2 separate regions of the Homo sapiens genome follow, and region 2 is linked to region 1. The links are chromatin contacts, found by Hi-C or POLR2A ChIA-PET in ENCODE. All regions are on one chromosome and are shown on one strand. The core of a region is the stretch at or near the end of the contact, and the rest is flanking DNA. Distances in the headings are between cores, read along the strand shown. Region 1 overlaps GAB2 (GRB2 associated binding protein 2). Region 2 overlaps GAB2 (GRB2 associated binding protein 2).

Region 1 (5,811 bases), core at 2,114-4,613:
TCCCCTCCTGGCCTTGTGCTTTTATGGGTGAATTGCACAGGACTTGACACTCCCACATCCAGAGGCTAACTAGCTGAATAACCCAGCTAGAACTAGAACTTAGAATTCTGCCATGTTTTTCAGACTGTGTCTTCTTTTCCATTACTCTTTCTGTAGTCTTTCATGTGCTCTCTTCACATTTTTTTGGTAGGTGGATTTAAGTTGGTAGGATCACTGAGGCATAGTAGAAGCTAATCTGTACTGATACCTTATTTTCAATTTGTAGAGGCCCCAGGGCACTTGTGTGATAAATGGTGCTATGTAAATTAAAATGCAAGTAAGGGTCTCTTCAGTGTTTCTTAAATTAAGTTTATTATATGTGGTAATTTGCACCTAGAGGCTTTTGTTGTTATTTGTTGTAGTGACTATGGCAGTAATGAGCCTGCTCCCAGAAAAGCTTGGCACATGCCCCATAGACAGTTTATTTGCATTTGGCTGGACTCCATGGTGTACCCTGAACAAATGAATCAGCCTATTGGAGGGGTGGAGAAACTGAATCATAGGGAGGCTGTGGGTCTTGCACATGATCCCTGGTGATCCTGAGGTGGGGCAATACCAGAGTTCTATGTCCTGTTCCTAGCTGGATTATTCCTTAGCCTCAGGATTTGGGAGCATCAAGCACCTTGCAGTTCACCCTTAAAAGCACAAAGCCAGGAGGGGAAGTAAAGGAACCATTCATTGAACCCTGAGTCAGGCATCATATGAGGTGCTTGACATGTAAAACAGGAGTGGCCATTAATATTCTCAACAGTCTAGGATTCGGATTCAGTCTTTGCTTTATTGTGGTAGGTAACGCTGTTTATCTGGCAGCTGCATTGATCCAAACCATGTGAAGAACTGAAAAAAAAAGTGCTGGGAAAAAAAAAGCTTTAGAGTGATCCCAAAGAATACACTAAGGCTTATACACATCAGATTCTCGTGACAACCTTATGAACAGAGCAAGTGACACCTTCTTCATGAATCTTAGCCCAAGGAACTTGCCTGAGATGTGGTGATCACACAATAAATAGCAGACCAAGGACTGATAGATCACCACCCAGAGATTCTCTAAGAATTAACATGAAACAGTATATCATGTTTTATATTACACACACACACAAACACATATTTTTTAGTTCCCGTTTCTGCCACCCTTGATGGGAGTTGAGGACACTAGATCTGAGAAGTTTCAGTACTTTTCTGAGACACGTGGGGCAGGTCTTGGTGAGCAAAAAGAGCCCAGAGGACAGAGTCATAAGTCCTTGCTTTGTCGATTTATAACTTTATATCTACAATTAAGTTACTTAACCACTTCACCCTCCCAGTTTCTTCATCTTTAAAATTGGATAATAGGCCAGGCGCAGTGGCTCACGCCTGTAATTCCAGCACTTTGGGAGGCTGAGGCAGTTGGATCGCCTGAGGTCAGGAGTTCATGACCAGTCTGGCCAACATGGTGAAACCCTGTCTCTACTAAAACTACAAAAAAAATTAGCGGGGCATGGTGGTGGGCACCTGTAATCCCAGCTACTCGGGAGGCTGAGGCAGGGGAATTGCTTGAAACAGCGAGGTGGAGGTTGCACTGAGCTGAGATCGTGCCACTGCACTCCAGCCTGGGCGACAGAGCGAGACTCCGTCTCAAAAAATAAATAAAATAAAATGGGATAATAATAGTAACAACTCACAGGATGTTGTAAGGATGGAATGAACTCTTATATGTAAAGTGCTTAGGAGAGTGCCTGGCCCAAAGTAACTGTATTTTGTTTTTGTTGTGGTGGTGGTGGTGGTGGTGGTGGTAAAGACCACACAGCTTGGAGAAACCCCAGAATCTCCCTCTTGTTTTCCTCTTACTTTCTTATTGAAGAACTGTAGGGAAATTACCTTTTTTTTTTTTTTTTAAACTCCACAGGTCATGCTGGCTCAGAGTTTACAGTAAACACCAGGAACATTCAGTTGGTTGTGCCCTCAGTTCAGGGCATCTTATGTAATGTGCTGCCCTGTGACACAGACCTAGAAAAAGGGCTGTTTTCAAGCCTAGACATGGGAGGAAGGTTGGTATTCTTCGTAATTTGCAGCAAGGCATGAAGCTGATGTCTATCACTACAGCCAGCCCTGGACGGCATTGTTTGTTAGGTAAAATTGTCGGTAGAACTCTGCTCTGCCTCTTACCTGTTTCTCTCACCCCATCTCAGGGCCTCAGGGCTCTGGCCTCTGTATGACCTGGTGGGATTGAGCTTCTGTAGGCACCTCTTCTTGCCCACAGCCTCATACCTAACTACCGCCTCGCTCCAAGTCCAGTTGTCTCAGGCTTTCTAGGTGTCTTGCTACTCTGGTAAACTAATTGTATCTTATGTATTTATGGAAAGAATTAATGAATAAACAAATGCATGGAGGCAATTTAAAAGCAATATAATAAGCAGTACCAACACCACTGCCTGGCCCACAGCCTGGCACGCAGAGGCTTTTGTTGTTATGTTATAGTGGCTCAGTGAAAACTTATTGAATAATTTATTACTTTTGGTGTAATGCATTTACTATCCTAACCGTATGTTTGAAGCCCAGTTCAAATGCTCTATCCTTTGTTGAACTGTTCTTATATCAAATAAAAATTCTTCCTTTTCTGTAATAGAACTTTATAGGAAAGTTTATATATATAATATTCTTTAGGGAAAGAAAAAAAAACAACCTTTATATTACCTTACTTGATTCTTGTAACAACCTGGTTAGGATTATCATCTTCATTTTATAATTGAAACTGAGGCTTAGGTATATGAAAGAGCTCATTTTTATGCAGCTCTTAAGTAATGAAGCTGACCCCAAAACTTACTTTCATGTATATAAAATGTACCTAATAAGTGTTCAGTAAATATGGGGGGAAGAAAAAACTTACTTTCATTTAGTAAATTATTTTTACCTCAGTACATTATATAGGCAGATGTATATTTTATGAAGTTGTGCCCATATTTTAGCTTCCCCACTAGAACAGAAGCCCTTTTGATCTGAGAACTGTCCCATCTTGTTGCCTCTGCTTCCCAGAGCTTCACACATAATAAATGTTTGAAAGTAAATTGCTAATTTTAACAGGGTTCTTCAGTGGCAGAATTTCATACAAAATCATTGTAGTGAAAGAAAAAACCTTTAGTAAGGAGACAAATCAAACTTTTTTCCCCTGTGTAGAGAGCTCCCTAATGGGTCTTCTTATTTTTTTAGAATGAACTGTAGGACATACCCACAAGGGTACTCTTTCTGATGGGTGATACGAGGCTCAGGGTTTGTGGCAATGAACTTTGCTCTTTCCCACACCTGAAGCTGCAGCTGTAACACACATCAGAGACTGAAGGACAGTGGCGCTGGAACACGACCAGGCCTGGGCTGCGGTTCGCCTTGGTGAACTGAGATTCATCACTATTAATATCTGAGTTTCCATTAATAACCCTTTTCACTGTGAGCTCATTTAAATCTTCTGTTCTCTAAGCTATTTTTAACCACACATTCTTGGGCCTGGGCCTGGTTCCCGCTTACAGATCATAACTTTCATTTTGATTTTTTTTTCTTTTTTTTTTTTTTTTTGAGACAGAGTCTTGCTCTGTCGCCCAGGCTGGAGTGCAAGTGGCACGATCTTGGCTCACTGCAAGCTCCGCCTCCCAGGTTCACGCCATTCTCCTGCCTCAGCCTCCCGAGTAGCTGGGACTACAGGCGCCCACCACCGTGCCCGGCTAATTTTTTTTTTTTTTTTTGTATTTTTAGTAGAGACGGGGTTTCACCGTGTTAGCCAGGATGGTCTTGATCTCCTGACCTCGTTATCCAACCGCCTTGGCCTCCCAAAGTGCTGGGATTACAGGCGTGAGCCACCGCACCCGGCTCATTTTGGTTTTTGTACTTGCAGAAATAATAGGAATTCTGCCCAACCCCTCACTCCCTCCACCCCCACATTTCTCAGAGGCGTGTATTGAAATTGTAGGTGGGACAATTCTTTGTTATGCGAGATTTTATCCTATGCATGGTTTGAGGTTAATATACCTGTCCTCTGCCCTCTAATGCCTGTAAGGCTTTCCAATCATTGTGACAACTTACCCCACCACTGCCACCACCACACACACAGGCGCGCGCGCACACACACACACACACACACACACACACACACACACACACACACATTTCTAACCCTCCCCAAAGTGAACCGTACTGGGACTGATTGAAAGCCATTATAACCAGACACCTCTCTCTGCCACCCTTGATCTCTCTCTGTTGACTTGAGTCCCTATCCAAGGTAGAACTAGGAAACAGGATGTTACTCTCTATATCCTGAGAAAAGCAGCTTTTCTGTTTCCCCAGAGCTCTCCACTTTGTGAAATAGAGAAGCAAATTAAGATCTTGGGGATTGAACTGCTGAGACCAGTTGAATATCATTGTTGCTCTGTCAAGACAGGTTTTTTAAAAAAATATTAGCCAGGCATGGTGGCATGTGCCTGTAGTCCCAGCTACTCAGGGGGCTGAGGTGGGAGGATCCCCTCAACCCTGGGGAGGTTGAGGTTGCAGTGAGCTGTGATCATGCCACTGTACTCCAGCCTGAGCGACAGACTGAGACCCTGTCTCAATTTAAAAAAAAAAAAAAAAAAGGCAGGGGGCAGGGTTTAACCACAAGATTTTATTCTCTTAAAATTACATGAAGGCTGGGGAGGGGGACAGGGACTGGGGAAAGGCTGTTAGTTAGTATGGAATTTCTTTTTGGGTGATGAAAATATTCTGGAATTAAATAGTGGTGATGGTTGTACAACCTTGCAAGTATACTAAAAGCTACTGAATTGTACACTGTAAAGGGTAGATTGTATTGCATGTGAATCATATCTCAATTTTTTTAATTGCTTGAGTCTGCTACTCTTAATATTTCCCTACCTGTCATCTGATCTCCCAAGCTTGAAACTTTTATCTGGCAGTTACTTTTGACTCTTCTCTCTCCCGCAGTTTTCATTTCTAGTGGGTCACTAAGACCTAACTCCTAAGTAATTCTCAAATACCTTTTTTTCTGTCCCCACTCCCAGTGACATTACTCAGGCTCTCCCTTGCCTGTACTGTCGTGACTAGCTGTTAATTTCTCTTCCTGTCTCTAGACTTCTCCTACCCTCAGCATCTTTCCAGGATGTTTCCAACTATGTCTTCAACTTTTTATTGTGAAATGGAATACACACACAAAAATTATATATAATATATACTGTACTATAAAGGAAACACCCATGTAATTACCACCCAGGTCAAAAAATTGCCAGCATCCCAGAAATCCCTGAATGTCTCTTTCCAGTCATATTCTTCTTATTCCACTCCATCCCTTCTTCCAAGTATCATGACTTCTGTGGTAGTCATGCCCATGCTTTTGTTTGCAGTTTTACCATAAGTATGTGTATTCTCAAGAAATATTGTTAGTTCTGTTTATTTTTGAACTTTTGAAATCACATTTTTATACTCGCTTCCTTCTCTCAACTTTGTGTTTGTAAAATTTACTCATGTTGTGTATATAGCTTGGTTGTGTTTTCTTAAAATCTTGATCTGATCCTGTTTCTTCCAATCACATAGATGCTAAGTTCAAACTCCTTGATAATGGCAGCATTCAAGGTCCTCCAGGATCCTGTCTTGTAACCTGCCTCTCCATCTTCATTTGCAGTGACCTCTCTCCCCACATCCTTTCCCATAATCACATCAAAGATGCCCTGTCTTTCTTTGAGTAGGGATCTTGCTCTGTCACCCAGCCTGGAGTGCAGTGTTGCAGTCACGGCTTACTGCACCCTCAGCCTCCCGTAT
Region 2 (5,841 bases), core at 1,989-4,488, 40 kb before region 1:
GTTATTTAAATTTTAATAAATTAAAACCAAGTAAAATTAAAAATTCAGTTTCTGAGTTGTACTAGCCACAAGTGCTCAGTAGACATATGTTGCTAGTGGAAACCATACTGGACAGCACAGATGTAAACATTTCTATTATCACAGGAAGTTCTATTGAATAATGCTGGGCTCAAAGCAGTGGTCCTCAGATTTTATCATGAATCGTATCATTAGTCTGTAAAATATACATTGTTGGGCCCCATCCCCAGTTTCTCCCAGTGTTTCTTTTTATTTGAGACAAAGTCTCACTCTTTTACCCAGGCTGGAGTGCAATGGCACAATCTTGGCTCACTGCAACCTCCGCTTTCTGGGTTCAAGTGATTCTCCTGCCTCAGCCTCCCGAGTAGCTGGGATTACAGGTACACACCACCATGCCCAGCTAATTTTTGTGTTTTTAGTACAGACGAGGTTTCACCATGTTGGCCAGGCTGGTCTGCAACTCCTGATCTCAAGTGATCCGCCCACCTCAGCCTCCCAAAGTGCTGGGATTACAGGTGCATGCCACCACTCCTGGCTCCCATTCCCAGAGATTGTGATTCAGTAGATCTGGGGTAGGGCTGGAGAAGATACACGTGTAACAAGCTCCTAGATGATGCTCATGCTGCTGGTATGGGGACCACTTTTTGAGGACTACTGGTCTTGCATAAGGATTCTTGATCTGAAGTCTGTGAACCTTAAAAAATTATAGGCAAAATACTCTATGTACCCATATAATAGAGGTTGCAGGATATAGGACTCACAGTTTTAATCTGATTATCAAGTGGGTCAGCAGGTCAGGAGAACTTTTAGCTGCAGTTAACAGAGAATCTGACTAATAGTGACTTAAATCACAAGGACTTTGATATTCATTTAGCAAAGTAAGAGGCTGGAAGTTTCAGCATTCTTTCAGTGGCTCAAGCATGTCACCAGGAAAATCAGGCACTTTCCCTCAGAAAACCCCTTATGTTTTTTTTGGCTAGCAATAGGTCACATGCCCACCTCTAGATCATTCCCATCAATGAGGAATGGGATTTGTATAATTGCTTTTGATTCAGCCCCTGGGGCAAAGGGAGGGGATTTACCTTCCCTGATAACATCAGATCTCCACCAGTCCTCTGAACAAAATATGAATTCTGTAACAAGGGTGAAGGGAGAAATGGCTATTTGGTCTCTCAGTGAGTGACCCAAAAAGTGTTAGGAGTGTCTGGTCTGCATCCTTTCAGCTTATCACATGCTTTCAACTTGCTAGGCAAGCAGGGCACAGACACGCCGAGCTGTGAAGCCCTGCTGAGCTCTGTCCTCTAGTGCCTTATGACGGGTTCTGTGAAGTCATCCTGCATGTAACGGGGATGACGTGGTATGAGATTTAAGAGCCTGATCCAGGCTTCTGGGAGTCGGCATCAAGTCAGCCTTAAAGCTAGTCCCCGTCTGACTTTGGCCCCCAGTTGTTTTGTGTGGTTGTGTGTTTTTGTTTGTTTGTTTGAGACGGAGTCTCAGTCCTGTTGCCCAGGCTGGAGTGCAATGGCGCCATCTCGGCTTACTGCAGCCTCCGCCTCCCGGATTCAAGTGATTCTCCTGCCTCAGCCTCCCAAGTATCTGGGATTAAAGGTGCCCACCACCACACTTGGCTAATTTTTTGTATTTTTAGTAGAGGCGGGGTTTCACCGTGCTGCCCAGCTGGTCTTGAACTCCTGACCTCAAGTGATCCTTCCACTTCGGCCTCCCAAAGTGCTGGTATTACAGGTGTGAGCCACTGCGCTCGACCTGGCCCCCCAATTCTTTTTAGAATTGGCTCTTGCTTGGTTCCTTTTGGTCAAGTCCCTGTCAAAGTACAAGTTTTTGTACTTTGATTCTTTAAAGACTCCCATTATTCTTTTCTCTCACCAGTCTCCTTGGAATTAGAGTCCTGGTCCTGGATTTGGGGACCAAACACTTGGAATTCTGCTGCCAGACTTCCAGTTCCCTATCTACTTACCTAGCTCCCTGCTTGTCTTCTCCCAGCAGTATGCTTTAGATGCTTGGCTTTCAGTAGGGAGATAGTGTCTAAAAATGTACAATGTGAGACTATTTCACGTAGAAATGGTAAATGAAGCACTGGGAGTTAATGAGATTATTGAAGGAGAAGATGTGAGAACGAAAGCTCATACCACCCCTCTACTGAATCAAATGAAGGGCATGGTCATTTGTGTGTTCATCTGTACTCTCCACAAGTACCATGAATCCCAGGCTGAGAATCAACAAAGACCTTATAAACAAAGACCCAGGGCCACCTGGGAATCCAGAGAGGTGCCTGATGAAAGGGATGACAGTAGCTCAGCTGGCAGAGCTCTCTGCCTGCATCCCCTGCCCCCTAGAGCAGTTCTGCTTTTACTTCTATGTTATGCTTCTATACGAAATCTTGTATGTAGAAATAAATAATTCCACTTATTAAAAAAAAAAAAGGCCACTGGGTAAATGATGCCGAAGGCCCCTTCTAATACTGAGAATGGGCTCAAGGGCTAGAATACAGGTACTAGGCTATGACATGTGAAACAGAAGTGTAGTCCTGTCGTATTTTAGGAGAAGGAACTCTGGCTCCCTTGTTCTCTGCATGGTTTTGAGCTGACAGTTGCCTCGGTCAACAGCTGGATACAGTACCCAATTGTTTGCAGCAAAAGTCCTGCGAGTCTGTTTCCTCTAAAAAGCTTCTTCCACGACTTCCTTCCCCCATCCTCCCAGGACAGAAGTGGACACAAGGGGGAATGTTTCAGTTCCCCTGTCGGGTTGTGTGTCTTCCTCTCAAACCACTGTTCAAAATGTCTAGGGAATTTTTATTTTCCAAAGTTGCTTACCGGAAACAACTTGGCAGAGCATAGTTTGGGGAGGAGGCTTTAGTTCAATGAGCACAAAAGCACATGTTCCTGTGGTGAATTCTTAACGTGTGTGAAGGGGAAGCAAAGGAGCTTTAGTAAAATTGCAGTTCAGGCTAAGTCAGGAATGGAAATGAGGAACAACCAGAAAACATCACAGTTTGTTTTAGAGCATTTAGTTCCTAACTCTCAATGACACACACTCAGGCTTATGGCTGAATTTCAGATTATCCTTGTATATACTTTTTAGAAGTTTTTATTTGGTATCATAATTTATAGTGTAACAATGAAAAGTCGCCTGGCTTTATAACAGATTTCAGAAAGTGAAACTTGGTTTCTGAGGAATAAACAGGCAGCAGAGCAATCCTCAAAGAGGAAGTGCATGAGAAACTGAGGGTTTAGGGAGATTATATTTGGTTAGAAACGCTGGGCCTTTGTTAAAAGTTGAAAAACCTGATCACTCCAGTCTTTGGAGGTTCTGAGGGAGAGCATGTCTTGCCAGAGTCTCACGGATGATTAGAGTTAATCCCGGCACCCAGGCCTCTTTACTTTTCCTCTGCAGTGTGGGTTCCCCTCCTGAGCTACCCGCTAGAGCCTAGTTTCCCAGGGTTTCTCTCTCTGGTCTGTTTTTGCAGCTCAAGCCATGTTCTCCTTGATCTGTTGGCCAGGCTTCAGGGGAGATGGACTACAGCTGGTCTGAAATAGGAAGACGGTAAATTTACTTAAACTTTCAGCATGACCCATTTGCCTAACTTTTTTTTCAATGTGATGAATGAAAATATAGACAACAGAATGTTTCACAAGACAGCCAACTCAAAGAGAATAAGAATGAGGACGTGTGCAATTTGCTTTTACCTTTAAAAAGAAGCATATTACAGAACCTCTTGATTGTCTTTCTTTTTTTTTTCTTTTTTTCTTTTTTTTACCTCTGTCATCTGTGATCCATTCGCCTGTTCAGCCAAGATATTTTGGCATTTTTACTCTGGGAAACCAGTGGGTGGGTGAACATGGAGGAGCCAAAAGTTAACAAAATACCAGCAAATGCTGGAGCCAAGTGAGAGGATTCTCCTCTGCTCCAGAAGCAGAGGTGTACCCCACCTCCCACTCTCCCAAGCTGCTTTGAAAAAGGCTGCTAAAACTCACCGACTTAAAAAAAATTTTTTAAAAGAAAAAAAACTCCCTGACTTGAGAGGATTTCTCAGTCCTGATGAAGGAAATCTCTAGCAGCTCTTCTTGTCCCTAGGCTATCAGGGCTTTTCCTTTCTGAGGATGCCCTAAGCACTGTAGGGAATAATAGCATTCGAAGGTAAGTTTATCTGGTCTGATGCCAGCATACATTGTTGAATCCAAATCTACCATTTACCATCGGGGTGACTTTCAATGAGTTCTTTAAACTTTCTGAGCCTGTTGTCTCATCTGTAATAGAGATAATAGTGCCTACCTCATCAAAAGTGTTAGAATTAAGTAAGATGATTTGTAACTTAGTACCAGACACCTCATTAATAATCAAATGTTTTTTGCAATACCACTCATTTTCTCACCAACTTCTATACAGCTTCCTGTTTTCCCAGTGATCGTGAGATATGGGAGGTAGTAGCTTGCTAACTTGTTTCCAGTGGCAGCAGGAGTGGCAAAGGAAATTACTTTTTTCCTTATCAACTTCAAAGGATAATTTACACACAGTGAACTATATCTGTGTACATTTAATGAGTCTCATAGGTGTCTGTCCGTACTCATGAAACAAGTACTACATTGAAGATGTAGAACATTGGCATCATCCCCAAAAGATTCCTCTTGCCCCTTTGCAGTCTTTCCCTTCCTTTGCCCTTAGCCCCAGGCAAGCACTCCTCTGTTCTTTGTCACTCTAAATTAGTTTGCATTTTATAGGAGTACAGTATGTACACTTTTTGTGCAGCTTATTTCACTCAGCATAGTGATTTCTGGATGTGTCCATGTTGTTGCATGTATCCATGTTATTGCTGAGTAGTATTCCATTGTGTGGATATACCACCTATTGATGGACATTGGGTTCTTTCTTGTTTCTGGCTCTTTTAAATAAAGCTGATATGAACATTCACTTGGAAATCTTTCTGTGGAGCATACATTTTCATTTCTCCCAGGTATACCCAGCAGTTGAATGGCTCAGTCATATGGTAGATACGTGTTAAACTTTTTGAGAAACTTCCAAACTGTATTGTTTTACTTTCCTATCAACAGTGTATGTGATTTCCAGTTGCTTTACAATCTCAGAAGCACTTAGTGTGATCAGCCTTTTTAATTTTAGTCATTCTAATGGGTTTATAGGTCATGGTATTCATTGTGGTTTTCATTTGTTTCCCTGATGTCTAGTGATGTTGAGCACCATGTGCCAACTGGCATTTTGTATACTATCTTCTTTTGTCTAGTATCTGTTCAAATCTTTTGCCCATTTAAAAAATTGTGTCATTTATCTTCTTACTGAGTTGTACAAGTTCCTTTTATGATCTGGATACCAGTTCTTTGTAAGATAGAAATATATTAAACATTTCCTTCAATCTGTGAAAACATGTGAATACAACTGATCCTTGAACAAAATGGGCTTGAACTGCATGGGTCCATTTATACTTGGATTCTTTTCAGTAAAAGTGACACTGAGTGTGCTTGCCTCTCCTGCCTCCCCTTCCTCCCCTTCTACCTCTTCTGCTTCTGTCACTGCTGAGACAGCAAGTCTAACCTCTTCTTTTCCTCTTTCTCCTCAGCCTACTCAATGTCAAGATGAAGATAAAGACCTTTATGATGATCCACTTCCACTTAATCAATACTAAATACATTTTAATCTTCCTTATGATTTTTTTCTCTATCTTTACTGTAAAAATGCAATATATAATATATAACATACTAAGTATGTGTTATTCCACTGTTTATAGTAGTTAAGTTTCAGGGGAGTCAAAAGTTGTACATGGATTTTTGACTGCATGGGAGGGAGCCATCCCCT

What was found. A loop is a pair of places that touch in the nucleus more often than their neighbours do. ChIA-PET counts read pairs that join two places held with the same protein, here RNA polymerase II (POLR2A). Pooled maps may share reads with other maps.
Region 2: a loop to region 1 is called in a map of heart right ventricle, with 3 times the contacts of the local background. The contact joins two enhancer-like sites. A Hi-C loop is called at or near these places in 8 of 168 maps with a recorded cell type or tissue (B cell, CD14-positive monocyte, PC-9 and 5 more), 4 of 37 single-sample maps with no recorded cell type and 11 of 50 pooled maps. POLR2A ChIA-PET finds 5 or more read pairs at or near these places in 11 of 52 experiments (AG04450, IMR-90, K562 and 7 more).

Annotation. Positions count from the first base shown.
Region 1 is chr11:78,308,288-78,314,098 of GRCh38, reverse strand. The region is part of intron 1 of GAB2 (GRB2 associated binding protein 2); the gene reads left to right. The region is part of intron 1 of LOC105369402 (a long non-coding RNA gene); the gene reads right to left. Among named protein-coding and RNA genes, the nearest start is that of GAB2, 110 kb to the left of the region's middle. Within about 2 kb of position 3,363, at least 17 of the 41 ENCODE cell types and tissues checked have a DNase peak (open chromatin) inside an H3K27ac peak, as active enhancers do; they include B cell and heart right ventricle, where a contact is called at or near this core.
Region 2 is chr11:78,347,873-78,353,713 of GRCh38, reverse strand. The region is part of intron 1 of GAB2 (GRB2 associated binding protein 2); the gene reads left to right. Among named protein-coding and RNA genes, the nearest start is that of GAB2, 67 kb to the left of the region's middle. Within about 2 kb of position 3,238, at least 17 of the 41 ENCODE cell types and tissues checked have a DNase peak (open chromatin) inside an H3K27ac peak, as active enhancers do; they include B cell and heart right ventricle, where a contact is called at or near this core.